2 separate regions of the Homo sapiens genome follow, and region 1 is linked to region 2. A link is an interaction called in ENCODE POLR2A ChIA-PET data of the cell type or tissue named here. Cell type or tissue: Caco-2. All regions are shown on one strand. Each heading gives the region's core, and the rest is flanking DNA. Links, peaks and the distances in the headings are about the cores only. Region 1 has its middle 4.6 kb from the start of TRL-TAG2-1. Region 2 overlaps PARP2 (poly(ADP-ribose) polymerase 2).

Region 1 (5,379 bases), core at 75-5,074, 270 kb before region 2:
CCAGAAATTCTCCTGGGAGCCTAATTAAAGTTGCCTAATTTTAAGTGCTCTCTCTGTCCCCCATCTCAATCACTCAAAAAAACCACAACCCTTTCTCGCCTCTCCTGGCTCTAGGCCTCTGAGGTCTCTCCCCAAGCCCTGGTGGCCCAGCGGGTCAGGTTGAGGGCGAATAGAGAGGAAAAAAGCGTTCTTCCCTGGGTCTCCGCGGGGGCGAAGGTCCTGCGAGTTCACGGTCACCGCTGCCAGGAGTTGGGGGAGGCGAGCAGAAAGGAAGTTCTTAAAAAGCAGCTTTAAAATAGGGCTCAGGGAGCACCGCATAAACGTAGAACCCAGGCAGGGAAGCGGGGGCGGCATAGGAAAGGGCAGGGACGTTCGGAGGTCGGAGGCAGGCTCTCCTCCCGCGCCCCCCCGCAACTCTAGTCCGGGCTCCCCGCGGTGCCTCCCAAACTCACCCCGTGTTACATCCCCCTCTTCACGCCTCGTCACCCTCTGGCGCCAGCACCCTCCTCACCAACCTCCAGCTCACCGGCAATCTAAGCTCACTGGGTACCCACCGTTGGCCCTGACCAGGTCTCTTTCTCCCTAGAAGGAGGAAGTCAGCACCCAAGGCCAGCAGGCAGCATCTCGTAGGTTTTGAATCCAGCAGGATGGTCAAAGATATGGCCTCCTACGCATCACTTAAGACGGAGAGATTAAAATACCCGTCGCCAGCCCCTTTGGCTGAATGTATGACTACTAAGAAATTTCACGTTGTGTTTTCAAGCTTTGGAGGAAGCCTTAGGGGAAAAGGAGTGTGAGCTTACTGCCTCCATCAGTACACGCAAGTCTTTGCCAGGGTCAGAAGTGGAAAGACTAATGTTCTTCTTAAGCTGGAGAGAATCCTAGGAATCCTGTGCCACCATCTCAGTGTGCAGGCCGGGGAAGCATCAGCTTGAAAGAAAAAAAGAAAGATCCTGGGGCTCTTTACGACTTGAAAGAGCTGTGCAGGGTGAATGGGAGGGGAGATAACAAATATTTAAAATATCTGTTGAGCTATTATACCTAGAATTGAGCCAATAAGAGACTTAGGGCACATGAATGGGTCTCATATTGAAACTTTTGATGAGCTCTCCAGATGAGATTTTACAGTCACATTTATGTCTCTGTGTTTCAGTGCTAGTCTGATAAACATACCTGCTATGGTTTGAATATGGTTAATTTGTCCCCACTAGAACTCATGTCGAAATTTGATTTCCAATGTGTCAGTGTTGGGAGATGGGGCCTAGTGGGAGGTGTTTGGATCACAGTAGTAAATTCCTTATGAATGTCTTGGTGCCCTTCTCTCTGTAGTGTGTGAGTTCTGGCTCTGGTGAGATTGGATTACTTCCTTTGGGAATGGATTAGTTCCCTGGGAGAGTGGGTTGTTATACAGCCAAGAGGCCCTCACTTTTTTTTTTCTTTTTTTCTCTTTGTATGTGTCTGCTTCCCCTTTGACCTTCTCTGCCTTGTTTTGACCTAGTGTAGTGGCCCTCCCCAGAAGCCTGGCTGATGCTGGTAACATGCTTCTCCTACTTCCCAGGCTGCAGAACTGTGAGCTAAATAAACCTCTTTCTTTCTAAATTACTCAGCCTCATGTATTCTATTACAGCAACACAAAACGAACGAAGACAATACTCATTTGGCCAGGTGTGGTGGCTCACGCCTGTAATCTCGGCATTTTGGGAGACTGAAGCAGGCACATTGCTTGAGGTCAGGAATTCGAGACCAGCCTGGACAACATGTCAAAACCCCGTCTCTACTAAAAATACAAAAATTAGCCGGGCATGGTGGCATGTGCCTGTAATCCCAGCTACTCAGGAGGCTGAGGCAGGAGAATCGCTTGAACCCAGGAGATGGAGGTTGCAGTGAGCCGAGATCGCACCACTGCACTCCAGCCTGGGCAACAGAGATTCCATTTAAAAACAAAAACAAAAACAAATAAACAAAAAAAATCATAATACTCATTTAAATAACCCATAGTTTCTCTATGTGTTGACTTTTTTTTTTTAAATATGAAGATTCTCAAGTGATGGAAGTGGCCTGAGCTCATTTTGATCTGTTTTAGTGCCAGATCAGGCAATAAAAGGAAGCAGTCAACAGGAAAGAACCTATCATCACAGCAGAGCCCTCTTTGATCCTGGAATGCTGCAGGTTCAAATTCCTCAAACTGACAGGCGTCAGAGCACTTTCTTATCAAGAAAGTACCACACTCTCCTGTTCCTGGCTGAAGTTCCTTTGCTAACAAGTGGGCATAGCTTCTCCTATTCAATTTCCTATTCAGTGTTGCTGGAGTACCTATTTCCCACCTTGTGCTCACAGGATCCTTCAGTAGGGAGGGAGGAAACTTGGCCTGTTCCTTTCAAGAAGTGGATCACATGTTGGATTGCACAGCTCAAACAGTAAGTGCCCTGAGACCCATAAGCCAGGTGTCTTGGCTTTCCTAGTAGAATGCCAAATTTGCTGCATACTTGATTGCCCAATATCTAAAGCAAATAGATAACCACCCTTTTGGAAAGATGCCTGATACAAATACATGCAATGTGTTCGTCTGGCTGGCACATGTCTATTCCTTCAGTCTTCAGCACAGAATGCTGATATTCTAGGCTCTAGCATTCTGTAATATTGTCGGAGAGTTTAACCTTGAATTTCTTGCTATCCATACCTTGTTAATAGTTCAGATGATGAAAATTTATAGATAAGCAAGAGATTTACTTTAAGGCCTTAATATGCAAAGTGTGATTGGGGACCAGCAGCATCAGCATCTTTTGGTAGCAGATTAGAAATGCAGAATCTCAGGCCTACTGAATCAGAATCTTAACAAACTCCCCAAAAGTTAGAGTATGCATTAAATTTTGAGAAATACTCTATGTACCAACTTCTGTATCAGATGTTCTATGTTCATTTAGAGCATCTGAAAATTCCCACCAGAATCTTTCTGGATCAGTCTGCAGCAGAAGACACGCACTACATTGCAATGTAAAGCTCTGTTCCTAGCTCCAATAGAGAGCCATGCCCCAGTCTGGGCATGGTGGCTCATGCCTGTAATCCCAGCACTTTGGGAGGCCTAGGCGGGCGGATCACGAGGTCAGGAGTTCAAGACCAGCCTAACCAACATGGTGAAACCCCGTCTCTACTAAACATACAAAAATTAGCCGGGCGTGGTGTTGTGCGCCTGTAATCTCAGCTACTTGGGAGGCTGAGGCAGGAGCATTGCTTGAACCTGGGAGGCGGAGGTTGTGGTGAGCTGAGATCGTGCCATTGCACTCCAGCTTGGACAATAAGAGTGAAACTCTGTCTCAAAAAAAAAAAAAAAAAAAAAAGCCATCCCCCTATTGGCCTGAGGACCCCTCTATGTGCTGTAAAATCTTGCTCAAAATTAAATACTATATTTAAATTAAATAATATTTTTGATGACTCCATCAGATAGTCAATGCTTTCAGCATTTATTGAACCCGACTTACTTAGCTCTGATATGGTTTCATATGGTTATCACATTGACCATCACAGTAAAGCAAAGTACTGTGATTGTACTTAGAAGTTTTCTATGCAGTGGCTCACGCCTGTAATCCCAGCGCTTTGGGAGGCTGAGGAGGGCGAATCATGAGGTCAGGAGTTCGAGACCAGCCTGACCAACATGGTGAAACCTGTCTCTACTAAAAATACAAAAAAATTTAGCCAGGCGTGGTGGCACACACCTGTAATCCCAGCTACTTGGGAGGCTGAGGCAGGAGAATCGCTTGAACCCGCGAGGCAGAGGTTGCAGTGAGCTGAGATCACACCACCGCACTCCAGCCTGGGCGACAGAGCAAGACTGTCTCAAAAAAAAAAAAAAGTTTTCAAAAGTAAATGCTCAAAGTAAAAAGAGGGAAGGGAAATTTCCTTATACTCAGCAGGGAGATTTAAGCCCCTTATTTCTAGTTTGTATTTGTCTTTACACTTTTCACTGAACTTCATTGGAGAGATGGGACCAGAGGGATTTCATGGAGTAATCCAGTGAAATCAATCACCTCTGCAAGCTTCAGGTGAAAAGAAATGCAATCTTTGAACTATGGTATGATCAACAGGAATGGAAAGGGGAAGGATATGAGGCATTTTTTATTCTTTGTTTCTGTCCATCCTTCTGGTATCATTGTCCTCCTTCACCTACTCAGTCCCCATAAATATTGTAATAGTCTTGGTGCTTTGGGTTTAAAAAGATCGTGTCTGATGTACAATTTAATTTCTTCTTTGATTTCCCTCTACTGCTTTTCCTAGTCCCTGACTTTAATTCCATAGTGTACCAAGTGCTCAAAACACAGTCAGCTTCTCAGTGAACACACAGGAGTGTTTATAATGGGTTTAAACATTTGAGGCAAGCCAGTGGGGTGCATGTGCCAGGAAGCCTTTTGGGTCTCGGAAATAGAATCTTGCCCACTTCACATCCACCAAATAAATCTGTGCTTATCATTTGATCAGGTTTGGGGAGGAGCAGAAGACAAACAAGAATATTATCCTTGCTCATTGGGAACTTGAATTTGAATAAAAGAAAATATCTTCTCCACCTTTTACAATATATACAATACAAACCTAGAAGAATGAACAAACACACAGAGACACACACTACAGTTAGATGGCAATACAAGTGGTAACTGATAATCACCAGAGTGAGTGTAGCCTCAGTTTCCAGAAGGTAAGATGTCTGTGGAAATCTGAAGAAAACTTTGAGAAAGTACAAATCGAGGCAAGTACGTGTGTGTGTGTGTGTGTGTGTGTGTGTGTGGCTAAAGCTTTGCAAACTCACGTTCCTTGATGTCTGAGATAAACAGTCTATGTATCTTGGAAACCAGTATGCCTGTCATAGGTGTTCGTGGATGTTGTTACAGTGAATAATTGGTTGAGTCCTGGTAATTGTGCCTACTTTTCTGGGATATAAATTCCTGACCTTTAAAAATATTCTATAGCCAATGAAGCTGAAAATTACAAAGTCTTCCCCAAAGGATGACATAATAGTTTCCTTTTCTGAACAGAAGCTCCTTGAAATAGTGCACTGTCATGTAAATAAGTATCAGTCATTAGACTTCATTCTTCCTGCTTGGTTTACTAGAAATTCAGTCCTACCTAGACCCTAGACAATCTATCCTGGAAAATTAGTAGTAGGGTCCTTGACAAAAATATTTAAGCTGAATCTAATCATGAGGAAATAAGTAAATATTGAACTGAATCTTATATGAGGAAATAATCACATTCAGAATGTGAGACTTCCTGTAAGACAACTGCCATGAGAAAAGAAAGTCTAAGAGGAGGGGAATTTTCTAGATTAAAAGAGACCAAAGAGATGTTACAACTAAATGCAGTGAGATATATTGTTAGAATTTACATTAT
Region 2 (5,379 bases), core at 310-5,309:
TAATCCCGCACTTTGGGAGGCTGAGGCAGGCGGATCACCTGAGGTCAGGGGTTCGAGACCAGCCTGGCCAACATGGCGAAACCCCATCTCTATTAAAAATACAAAAATTAGCTGGGCGTGGTGGTGGGCGCCTGTAATCCCAGCTACTAGGGAGGCTGAGGCAGGAGAATCACTTAAACCCAGGAGGTGGAGGTTGCAGTGAGCTCAGATCATGCCATTGCACTCCAGCCTGGGCAACAAGAGTGAAACTGTCTAAAAAAAAATTTTTTAGAGAATATACATCTAAGAAGAGGAGGGTATATTTTTTTGTAGTCACTTTTCAGCACTCACTTCTTCTGAAAGATTTCCTTGGCCTTGTTGAGATTGCCTGAACAAGCCACCAGGCTGTGCTGTCCCATTTTCCCAACTGCAAAGGAAATGCCACACATAAGATAGTTCCCTAAGAGTAACAGGCCAGCTCTCCAAGATCTCTCTGCTTAACATCTGACAAACAGGCAGGAAAGGGAGAAGGGAAAGGTGAAAGGATTTAGGGAACTAATCATGTTGATACAAGTTACTTGCTAACTGCCATAGTCTATGAGCACTACTAGCAGTTCAACTATAGAAGAGTTTTCAGACTCAATGGGCTGCTCTTAGTTTTTCCAGTGGGAACTCTAAGGAGGATGCCTGCCATTCCCCAATTTCAAGATGCTCAACTTGATTCCTAAGGCTCTCCCAGACTTCAGAGCCTCTACTGACCCAATTTAAACCCAGAGAATCCTTTGGCCACCCACTAAGCTGCTTCTGACTTTCTGAATGCCAACTCATAAAATCTCAATAAAAATCATTACCTCGGCCCCATCTCATCCAAACACTGAAGTTCCTCTGGGCATCATCTTCTAATAGCTGAATCAGATAGTACTTGTTGTTGTTGAACTGGAGATTGGTCTATGTTGAGTGAAAACAAAAACAAAAAAAAGGAGTTTTGCAAATGGAAATCACATAAACCAATGACTCATCCTTCGTCACAGGTGCCAGTTATTTCCATAAGGAAAAGGATAGCATCAGGCAAGAAAATTAGATTCCTGTAAGATTAAAGATATAAAGAAGAAATAGGGCTTATACATTAAACTTTGGATTCTTAGGAATTAAAGTGGGAGCCTAGAAGCTTCCTAAAACCCTCTATCCAACCTCAAATATCCTACATTGAATGGCTCCTCCAGTTTTTTCCTGCCTCAGCTCCCTATTTAGATATTTTCTAAGCTATATGTGTTTTCCAGCTCCCAATCCACTCCCAATAATTATTTCCCAAATGAAAACAATTTGGATGCTCCAAAGGTCTAAACCTGTTATGCTCAACTGTTAAATGACTTACTCCTTGACAGTTCTACTCACAGCTTTTGTTTGTCAGCTGCAGAAATTTGACAATGAGCTGAGAGCAGGGCAATAATGGGAGGGGACAAGGGATACGCAAAACCACTGCCACATCCGTCCCATACCTAACCTGACCTGACTTGGAGATACTGAGAGAGAATATGGCCAGTATCTAAAAAGAGGTATCTGTAAGTAAATCACTCAGAGTGAAGAGAGAGAAGTCCATGATAAGGCATAGCAGCTGGTGTTGTATGGCCGAGCCCTGGATATGGAGGCATTCTTTTTTGTTAAGCATGCTGCCCCTTCCTACCTCTATCTCCTGCTTGCTCACATTCTAAAGCCATTGTACGACCTTAGCCCACTGGTGAAAAAAAAAAGGTCATTAGATGTTAGAACAAAAAGGAGCCTAAGATATTTTCTTTTTTTGAGACAGAGTCTTGCTCTGTCGCCCAGGCTGGAGTGCAGTGGTGCAACCTCCGCTCATTGCCACCTCTGTGTCCTAGGTTCAAGCAATTTCTTGTGCCTCAGCCTCCCTAGTAGCTGGGATTACAGGCACACGCCACCATGCCAGACTAATTTTTTTTTGTATTTTTAGTAGACATGGAGTTTCAACATGTTGGCAAGGCTGGTCTTGAACCCCTAACTCAAGTGATCTGCCCGCCTTGGCCTCCCAAAGTGCTGGGATTTTAGGCATAAGCCACCATGCCCAGCTTGATATTTTCTTTTCCTTTAAAAAATTTTTTTGTAAATGTTTTTATGGTTTTTATTTTTTATTTTTTTGAGATAGGGTCTCCCTCTGTCACCCAGGCTGGAGTGCAATGGCTCAATCACAGCTCACTGTAGCCTCAACCTCCCAGGCTCAAGCAATCCTCCCACCTCAGCCTCCAAAGTAGCTGGCCCATGCCCGGTGTTTTTGTATTTTTTTGTAGAGACAAGGTTTCACCATGTTGCCCAGGCTGATCTTGAACTCACACCTGAAGTGATTCTCCAGCCTTGGCCTCCGAAAGTGCTAGGATGACAGGCATGAGCCACCACACCTGGCTGCCTTAAGGTATTTTCCTTCTTTTCTTTTTTTTTTTGAGAAGGAGTTTTGCTCTTGTTGCCCAGGGCTGGAGTACAATGGTACGATCTCGGCTCACCACAAACTCCGTCTCCCAGGTTCAAGCAATTCTCGTGCCTCAACCTCCCGAGTAGCTGGGATTACAGTCATATGCCACCACACCTGGCTAATTTTGTATTTTTAGTAGAGATGGGATTTCTCCACATTGGTCAGGCTGGTCTTGAACTCCCGACCTCAGGTGATCCGCCCGCCTCAGCCTCCCAAAGTGCTGGGATTACAGGCGTGAGCCACTGCACCTGGCTAACCTTAAGGTATTTTCTATCTGCTCGTGGTATTTTAAGTAGAAGAAATAGTAAGAAATAAATACTAATTGGTTGTTAAAATTATATATGTTGGATCAATAAATTCAAACATGAAGTCATATCCAGGAAATATATTAATGAGGCAAATGTATTATCTACTCAAAACCACAAAGGTAAACAAGAGAAAAAGGTTGATTAAAAAGAAAGCTGAGCTTGGGGGCAGATGCCTGTAGTCCCAGCTACTTGGGAGGCTGAGGTTGGAGGATCACACGAGGTCACAAGTTCAAGGCCAGCCTGAGCAACATAGCAAGACACTGTCTCTAAAATTAAAAAAAAAAAAACCCAAAATTTTTTAAAAAGGAAAAATTAATAAATTTAACTACAGAAAAAATTTAAAACTTCAATATGGGCAAAAAGTGTACTATAAGGAAAACCAAAAGGTAAATGACAAATCTGGAAAACACAAGTGGTTTGTATTACAGACAAAAGGCTATTCTCCATATTATATAAAGTTCCTCGAAACCAGTAAGAAAAGGACCAATAACTTTAGAAAATGTGCAAAACAGCTTGTCCCAGTGGCTCATCCCTGTAATCCCAGTGCCTCATGAGGACAAGGCAGGAGGATCATTTGAGGCCAAGAATTCAAGACCACCTATCCAACATAGCGAGATTCTCATCTCCATAAAAAATTTAAAAATTAGTCAGGCTTTGTGGCATGCGCCTGAAGTCCGAGCTACTCAGGAAGCTTAGGTGGGAGGATTGCTGGAGCCCAGAAGTTCAAGGTTGCAGTGGGCTATGACTGTACAAACTGCACTCCAGCCTGGGTGACAGAACAAGATCCTGTCTGTTTAAAAAAAAAAAAAAAATGTGCAAAAGGATATGAACAGAGAGTTAACAATTTCAATAAATGATATGAAATTTGCAAAAAAAAATCTTCTCACAGAGGACTCTGCTATCTGATAAGAGTGTGCTAGGGCTGAGTACTCAGGTGTTTAACCACTAATGGCTAATATTAATATAAAGGACTTGCCGGGCGCAGTGGCTCATGCCTGTAATACCAACACTTTGGGAGGGTGAGGTGGGTGGATCACCTGAGGTCAGGGGTTCAAGACCAGCCTGGCCAACATGGTGAAACCCCATCTCTACTAAAAATACCAAAAAATTAGCCAGACACTGCACCTGTAGTCCCAGCTACTTGGGAGGCTGAGGCTGGAGAATTGCTTGAACCCAGGAGGCAGAGATTGCAGTGAGCCGAGATTGCACCACTGCATTCCAGCCTGGGTGACAGAGCAAGACTCTGTCTCAAAAAAAAAAAAAAAAAAAAAAAAAAAAAAAAAAATATATATATATATATATATATATATATATATATATATATATACACACACACATATGAAGGACTTTAGGCAAGGCGTGGTGGCTTACACCTGGTAATCCCAGCATTTTGGGAGGCTGAGGTGGGTGGATCACTTGAAGTCACGAGTTCGAGACCAGACCCTGGCTAACGTGGCGAAACCTTGTCTCTACTAAAAATACAAAAAATTAGCTGGGAGTGGTGGTGCACGCCTGTAACCCCAGCTACTTGGGAGGCTGAGGCAGGAGAATTGCTTGAACCTGGGAGGCAGAGGTTACAGTAAGCCGAGATTGTGCCACTGTATTCCAGCCTGAGAGATGAAGTGAGACTCCATTTCAAAAAGAAAAAACAAAATTTAAAAAAAAAAAAAAAAGGGACTTTAAAGATCTGAACACTGTGATGCTATCATCAATAATTATCAAGAAGATGGTCTCATAAATATAATGGTGCCACCTCTTCTTGCCTCTTACCTGATTTAGCATGACATCATAGACATCATTTCCTTCACAATACACATGAGCCTAGAAAGGGAGAGAGAGAAAAAATCAACATTAGTATAGGTTCAGCCCTGACATCCTAAATGAGGCTCTAAATTTTCTTATGGCTCAAGTCATCATTCTACAGCAACATCAACATTCATCTCCCAAGGAAAGAATTGCAAACCTATGTTCTACCAGTAACCTGGGTGTAACCTTACTATAAATGAAAACATGCTTCCTTTTTTTTAACTATACAAAAGATTCTGAGTTAGGCTGCGCATGGTGGCTCATGCCTGCAATCCCAGCATTTCGGGAGGCTAAGGTGGGCAGATCACTTGAGGTCAGGCATTCGAGACCAGCTTGGCCAACATGGTGAAGCCCCGTCTCTACTAAAAATATAAAAATTAGCCCAGGCTGGGCGTGGTGGTGGGCACCTGTAATCACAGCTACTTGGGAGGCTGAGGCAAGAGAATTACTTGAACCTAGGAAGTGGAGGATGCAGTGAGCTGAGATCACACCACTGCACTCCAGCCTGGGTGACCGAGTGAGACTCTATCTCAAAAAAAAAAAAAAAAAAAAAAAAGATTCTAACTGAGTTAAAGAAAACTTATTCCAGAGGTAGCCTTCTTTTTTCCCCATTCATCAGTAACTCATGCCATTCCAGGGTACAGTTTCTCATTAGAACAAGAAAACAGTTTTCCCTTAACAATGATACCATTTTCTGGTTTAAAAAGAGAATGAGGTGTAGAAGGCTGATGGCAACCACAAAAGGTACGCATGTGATATAGTTTGTATATTTGTCTCCTTCCAAATCTCATGCTGAATTGTAAT

The links. Peaks named below come from ENCODE experiments on the same cell type or tissue, not always from the same donor. Only the 100,000 strongest peaks of a DNase experiment are listed, where the experiment ranks them.
Region 1: POLR2A ChIA-PET joins it to region 2 with 6 read pairs; 26 of 35 experiments call an interaction of 5 or more read pairs at or near these places.

Annotation. Positions count from the first base shown.
Region 1 is chr14:20,618,052-20,623,430 of GRCh38, reverse strand. No RefSeq gene overlaps it. Among named protein-coding and RNA genes, the nearest start is that of TRL-TAG2-1, 4.6 kb to the left of the region's middle. RefSeq lists an enhancer at 14-153. In Caco-2, for the core only: no CTCF peak of the experiment used is centred there; a DNase peak (open chromatin) is centred at 2,180.
Region 2 is chr14:20,346,074-20,351,452 of GRCh38, reverse strand. PARP2 (poly(ADP-ribose) polymerase 2) reads right to left here. Exons shown (of 16, transcript NM_001042618.2): 4 at 4,540-4,590; 5 at 831-927; 6 at 331-406. Among named protein-coding and RNA genes, the nearest start is that of PARP2, 5.1 kb to the right of the region's middle. In Caco-2, for the core only: a CTCF peak has its summit at 333; no DNase peak of the experiment used is centred there.